2 separate regions of the Mus musculus genome follow, and region 2 is linked to region 1. A link is a contact called in ENCODE Hi-C data. All regions are on one chromosome and are shown on one strand. Each heading gives the region's core, a stretch centred on a gene start or an enhancer-like site at or near the end of the contact. The rest is flanking DNA. Distances are from core to core; before and after follow the strand shown. Region 1 holds the start of 2700054A10Rik (RIKEN cDNA 2700054A10 gene). Region 2 holds the start of Birc6 (baculoviral IAP repeat-containing 6).

What was found. Hi-C counts contacts between places; a loop is a spot of excess contacts on that map.
Region 2: a map of regulatory T cell shows a loop between it and region 1 (276-fold over the local background). The contact joins the promoter of Birc6 here to the promoter of 2700054A10Rik in region 1. A Hi-C loop is called at or near these places in 4 of 37 maps with a recorded cell type or tissue (T-helper 1 cell, T-helper 17 cell, T-helper 2 cell and 1 more).

What each region holds. Positions count from the first base shown.
Region 1 is chr17:13,552,362-13,555,512 of GRCm38, forward strand. 2700054A10Rik (RIKEN cDNA 2700054A10 gene) reads right to left here and starts at 1,733. Exons shown (of 4, transcript NR_045437.1): 1 at 1,652-1,733.
Region 2 is chr17:74,526,836-74,529,986 of GRCm38, forward strand. It overlaps Birc6 (baculoviral IAP repeat-containing 6), which reads left to right and starts at 1,460. Exons shown (of 73, transcript NM_007566.3): 1 at 1,460-1,966. The coding sequence starts at 1,633. Gm31645 (a long non-coding RNA gene) reads right to left here and starts at 1,365. Exons shown (of 3, transcript XR_385765.4): 1 at 798-1,365.

The sequences.
Region 1 (3,151 bases), core at 483-2,982:
TCTGTGCTGTGCTGTGCTGTGCTGTGCTGTCTGTGCTGTGCTGTGCTGTGCTGTCTGTGCTGTCTGTGCTGTGCTGTCTGTGCTGTGCTGTACTGTCTGTGCTGTGCTGTGCTATGCTGTGCTGTCTGTGCTGTGCTGTGCTGTGCTGTCTGTGCTGTGCTGTGCTGTGCTGTCTGTGCTGTCTGTGCTGTGCTGTCTGTGCTGTGCTGTGCTGTGCTGTCTGTGGCTGTGCTGTGCTGTCTGTGCTGTGCTGTGCTGTCTGTGCTGTGCTGTCTGTGCTGTGCTGTGCTGTGCTGTCTGTGCTGTGCTGTGCTGTCTGTGCTGTCTGTGCTGTGCTGTCTGTGCTGTGCTGTACTGTCTGTGCTGTGCTGTGCTATGCTGTGCTGTCTGTGCTGTGCTGTGCTGTGCTGTCTGTGCTGTGCTGTGCTGTGCTGTCTGTGCTGTCTGTGCTGTGCTGTCTGTGCTGTGCTGTGCTGTGCTGTCTGTGCTGTGCTGTGCTGTCTGTGCTGTGCTGTGCTGTCTGTGCTGTGCTGTCTGTGCTGTGCTGTGCTGTGCTGTCTGTGCTGTGCTGTGCTGTCTGTGCTGTGCTGTGCTGTCTGTGCTGTGCTGTGCTGTCTGTGCTATGCTGTCTGTGCTGTGCTGTCTGTGCTGTGCTGTCTGTGCTGTGCTGTGCTGTCTGTGCTGTGCTGTGCTGTCTGTGCTGTGCTGTGCTGTGCTGTCTGTGCTATGCTCTCTGTGCTGTCTGTGCTGTGCTGTGCTGTGCTGTGCTGTGCTGTCTGTGCTGTCTGTGCTGTCTGTGCTGTGCTGTGCTGTCTCTGCTGTCTGTAATGTGCTGTGCTGTGCTGTGCTGTCTGTTCTTGCTGGCTGGTGACAGGACAGAGGCTGTGGAAACATGGGACAAGAGTAGCTCTGAGGTAAAGAAGGTTTGTCCTTCTTAGACTATTGGCTCCAGGAATGTGGAATGGCTCTTTGTTTTTCTATTTTGGCTTAGACTAAAGCTATCGCTTAAGATAAACTCACTATCCACCACCTTCCAGTCTGTCACTTCATTTAGAACGTCTTTGATATTCTTCTCTTATCAATGGCACATAGATAAAACACACAGAATAATTATGTACTGTTTGTGCAATCACAAGTGTCTTGGTTAGTCTTGGGTCAACTTGACACACTTGAGAATTCTGTGGAAAGAGAAACCTCAAGAGAGAAAACACCTTTCTCAGATTGGCCTGTAGGCAAGTCTGTGGGGCATTTTCTTGATTGATGATTGATCTGAGACAGTCTAGCTCATTGTGGGTGAGACTACCCCTGGGCAGGTGATCCTGGTTAGTATATGACAGCGGCTGAGCAAGCCATGGGGAGTAGGCCAGTAAGCAGCATCCCTCCATGGCCTCTGCATCAGCTCCTGCCTCCAGGTTGCCTAAATAGACTGTGATCCAGCATATGTAAGCCAAATAAACCCTTTCCTGTCGAAGTTGCTTTTGGTCATGTTTCACCATAGCAACAGAGAGCAAACCAGGGCATGCATGCATGGAAGTGGGCCGGGAAGTATATCCACTCCCTATCCCCATCGACACTTGCTTCTTAGCTCAATTCAAAGCTGCTTGCTTTTCTTTTCAGCTTCTTTTATGACCAGGTTGCCTTGAATACATACAGGCAGGCAGGTCCTCTCCTTAGGCTTCACAGTCAGGGGGCTTCACAAACTCAGTGGACAGCAGAGAACCTTAAATAAACCTAGAAAGGAAAACAGGACATTAAAGTGACTTTCTTCCCCAAAAGATTAAAAATTAATAAAACAAAAATCACACTACCCCGCCCCCTGACAGAAACATGTATTTCAAATTGGCTTGGTTTCTATTTCTCCACATTCTTTTACATTGCTAGGCCCTTTGCTTCTTATCACCATGATTTCAAAGAAACTTTCAAATTGTTTTGTTTTACTATAGATGCAACGTGAACATGTGACCAAGCCTCTTCTGATAGCTCAGAGTTTTTAACTCAAATCTTCTGTGCATTTCCCTTAAGGAAAGTTACTGTTCAAATGTTCGATGCATTTATTTGTTATTTGTGTGTGTGTGTGTGTGTGTGTGTGTGTGTGGTGTGTGTGTGTGTACATGCCAGAGTGCCAAGAACCCGCTAATTCCTCTGAAGTCTTGGAATTAAATGTAGGGTCACAGTAAGGATGCTGCACCTGATTGGCTGACTGGGAAAACACAAAGAGGGTGAAAATAGGACCAGTCAGGGAAGATCTGTCAAACCCTACATGGGGAGAGAAACCCCCCACCCGTCAAATTGCTAAAAGATCTTAATCTCGTCCGTGGTCTGTCTCTGCATATACTTAACTGGTTAAAATGTTTAGCAAAAGACTTTTGTTATGGTTGTTTCTGCCATCTCCTCCCTTCCCCCAGCAGCTGCAGCTACAGTGAAGGCTATCAGAGATTCATCACTCTGCCTCTGAGGCTTAACTCTGCTTAGCTATCAAACCTGTCGGTAATCTCTGTCTTAGGGACCTCACATACTCCTAATGCCAATGAGAGGTCCTTCCCCTGCAAGGTGTCTTGCCCATAGGCTGTGGCCTCGCCCTCTTTGCAATGACTTGTTACTCAGTGGCTCATTTTGGTGGACTCAGAATTCACTCAACTCCTCCCCCGCTGGTGAGCGTCGATCCTAGAATGGCTTTAGAAAACAAGGCTCTTTGCAGCCCAGCTCTCATGCTGTTTGTAAACTGCAGGGCAGTCCTAACAGTAGGACTGGGGAGCCAAAGAGGACAGGGGTAATAAGCTGCAGACTCCCAGCAGGTTGCTGAGCAGACTGACCGCAGCAGCAGAGGAGACAGCTAGGTGGCCCTTCTCTTGCTTGTAGGCTTGAATACTTTTTTAAAAATTCTCTAATAAAATATTTCTTCCTCTTCTCCTGAGGTAGTTTCACAGGTTACAGATTAATCTTCTGAGGAGAACAGAGTAGAGAGTGTGCCTGTCTCCTGAGAGCAACCTCACTGGAGGGCTGCTAGCTTACAGAGTCCCCGTGTCAGAGCCACTTCTGTCCTGTGGCCAGTGAACCCTCACTGGGCTGGTGAGGTGAGTTAGGTGTGGCCTTAGTATCAAGGGTGGAGACATTCTGCCTGGGTTTCCCAGAGCATGGCCAGGCGCCTAAG
Region 2 (3,151 bases), core at 210-2,709, about 61 Mb after region 1:
GTGTAAGCAGCATGGGGTTCCAAACCAACTGCTGAATTCAACCTCTAGCTTCTGGTAGCAACAGCCTCCAAGTGCTGGGATGAAAGGCGTGGGCCACCATCACCAGGCACCAAACAATTTTTTATTGCCTCAAGTTTTTTTTTTTTGGAAAGGATCTTGTTAAATAGCGCAGGCTTGCCCAGAATTCTTAGCATTACTGTTTCAGACTGGGATTCTAGGTATGCGAGACCACACCCAGGCACCGCTACACTGTAACTACAAGTGACTGACTGACAAGTAACTGTTTCAACATAAAGTTTAAGAAAGATGTTCTTTCAAATCTAACGAAGGAGGATACTCCACTGTTACAGCAAATCTCTCCAACCCAATTATGCTCTGGCAATGAAAACACGACACAATTAGTATGAATACATGCTGTGCGCCTAGATTGGGCAGATCTACAACCACTACACTACCATCTTCCACATCTATGAGACCACTTAGAACTTGCGTTTTCTCCAGGCCATGTTCTTCTGTTCTGCTTTTCTTCTTCCTCCTCCTCTGCCTTCTCTGTCTCAAACCTCCTTCCTTTCTTTCCACTCCACTTTCCCTTTCTCTGCCCAATCATCAGCTTTCCTTTATTTTACAAATTAAGGTGGGAAGGTTTACAAGAAATCACCTAAGTGCTGACTCATTCCTTGTTCACAACTCCTCACAGGAGAACAGAATTGACATCAAATATAATTAGCCCCAGGGCAATCCACAACACCCCACCAAAAATCATGTAAATCCTTTGCAATGAGCTACACTAGGCTGACCTGTAATGTGTCCAGCACCTCATTAATGAGCATGTCTGTTTATTAAAAGATTTGGAACTATCGCTTCTCAGTCTTCTAAGATCAAGTGTAAAAAAAATCTGAAACTAGGGCAGGCGTCGTAAAAAAAAAATCAGGTTCAGTTCCAATGAAGAGGCTTGTCAGAGTGTGCAATGATAGAGGCCTACTTCCGGATCTCGCCTCCACCCCGCAACGCCCTCCTCCTCTGCCCCGTGCTGGGAACCGCTGGGAATCAGCCGCCCTGGCCACGAAGGGGCCTCTGGGCGTACCAGACAAGTCGCGCGGGCTCGGGTTTGCCTAGCGGAAATGCACAGGGCCCAGCACCACCCTCCCTGCCACGCGCAGGGCGGAACTCCCGCCGATACCACTCCCGGGGCTCGAAGGAAGAAACTGGGACGTTGAGGACGCAGGGCTGGCTGGAGCAGCAGCGCGTGGCACGCGCCTAGTCCTACCACGCATGCTCCGCGCTTGAAAAAAAAAAGTTTCAGCCCCGCCCCCTTCTTCTTCTGAGGCCCGCCTACCGGGCCCTGGGAGCTCTTCTGCGCATGCTTACTAGGCCAGGTCCCGCCCCTGCCCCGCCTTTTCTGTGCCTTCGGAAGTTCCTTATTAGCTTCCCTCTGCTCTGGCTAGATCGGCACTCCCGCGCATGCTCCACCCCCTGGGCTCCGGCCCCTCCTTTGGTGCGGCCCTCTCTCCCCTCCCCCGCCAGCCTGCGAGCTCGCTTGGCCTGGCCGGCCTGGCGGGCGACGTTCCCTGTGCGTGCAGGCGCTTGACTTCACTTCCGGCTAACGCGCTCCGCTTTGCCCCCTGGCCCCGGATGGTGACTGGCTGTGGTGCTGCACCTCCCGGGACTGTCACTGAGCGGCTTCCCAGTGTGATTGTGCTGAGCGCAGGCCGGAAGATGGCGGCTGCGGCTGCGGAGGCCTCGGGCCCGAGCTGCTCCTCCGCGGCGGCGGCGGCAGGGGCGGGGGCGGCCGGGGTCTCCGAGTGGCTGGTGCTGCGGGATGGCTGCATGCGCTGCGACGCCGACGGGCTGCACAGCCTCTCCTACCACCCGGCGCTTAACGCCATCCTGGCCGTCACCAGCCGCGGGACCATCAAAGTCATCGACGGCACGTCCGGGGCCACCCTTCAGGCCTCGGCGCTCAGCGGTGAGCGCGGCACGCCGGGCGGGGGCTGGGCTGGGCCGGCCGCGGGCGGAGACGGGTTGTGGGGATGCTGGTGGAGGAAGCCTCCCAGCCTCCGGGATCGGGATCGGCCTCGGAGGGACAGCGTGGAGCGGGAGGGTCGGAGAGGCCCGGAAGCTACGGCCGAGGACCTTCGGACTCGGAAAGCAGCAGCTTTTGGGGACGGGAACTCGGTTTGGCGGGGTGCGCTGCGAGTTGCTTTTCGGGCCTTTTGCATCTGAACCGGCCTGGTCCTGTGGGAGAGATGTGGAGGCCTTGGAGGTCGGTGCTGGTGAGGACCGGGCCCTCGCTGGCCTCTTGGACGAGATTTTGGGCTAGCTCCGGGCTGGACCAGAGGGAAGGGCTGGCAGTCTTGGCGGTGGCGGGAGAGATGGGTGGCCGGAGGCAAGGGGCGGGAAGCGTCCAAGCCGGCTGTCTTGCCCTCTTTTCCCGGCGAGTAGCGGCCCGCCGGTTGTCGTCTGGTCCTGTAGGTGCGGGGACCTCCGAGGGTTGCGCTTTCGCACAGGGGGCGGGCTGGAGTGGGCACTGGGATGGGGAGGTCAGTAGGAGAGGGAAGGCCAGCTGCCTGAACTGTGCTTGCTGGACTATGGGACTCGCAGAGTGCAAAAAAAAAAAAAAAAAAAAAAAAGAAAAAAAAAAGGTTAGTATCGGTCCTCTAGCTCTGAGTGCTCCCTCCTTCCAGTGTCAAGAAGCCTAGGCCCCTTGTAATTAGGTGGAACTTCAAGCCCTTTCAACTTGTTTTAGCATAGAGAGCTAGAGATTGGTAGTTGTAAGTATGTCTGGGTCTCCTCCACCTTGGAAGGAGAGCACTTGGGTGGTGGAGACGTTGGTTCACATATTGGACTTTCAGGATGTACCAGGTCAAAGCTCGTTCAGTGGACATACTGGAGTGTTTTGGGATAGCCCTAGCTAAGTTATTTGCTGAGATGACATTTCATTTGTGGATGAATGGTGTCTTAATTTTGGCGTTAAAGGTTAAAATTTAGAATTTGATGTATTAGTGGGTTTTAAACTCATGCACAGAGATAAATTGTATCGAAGTGCACTTAGCCAAATGGAAGTAATTATGTGTTCTACCAATTCACCTTGTGTTATTTTACACAGACATACACGAATAAGTTTACTGTGTGAGTAATGTCATAAGATTAA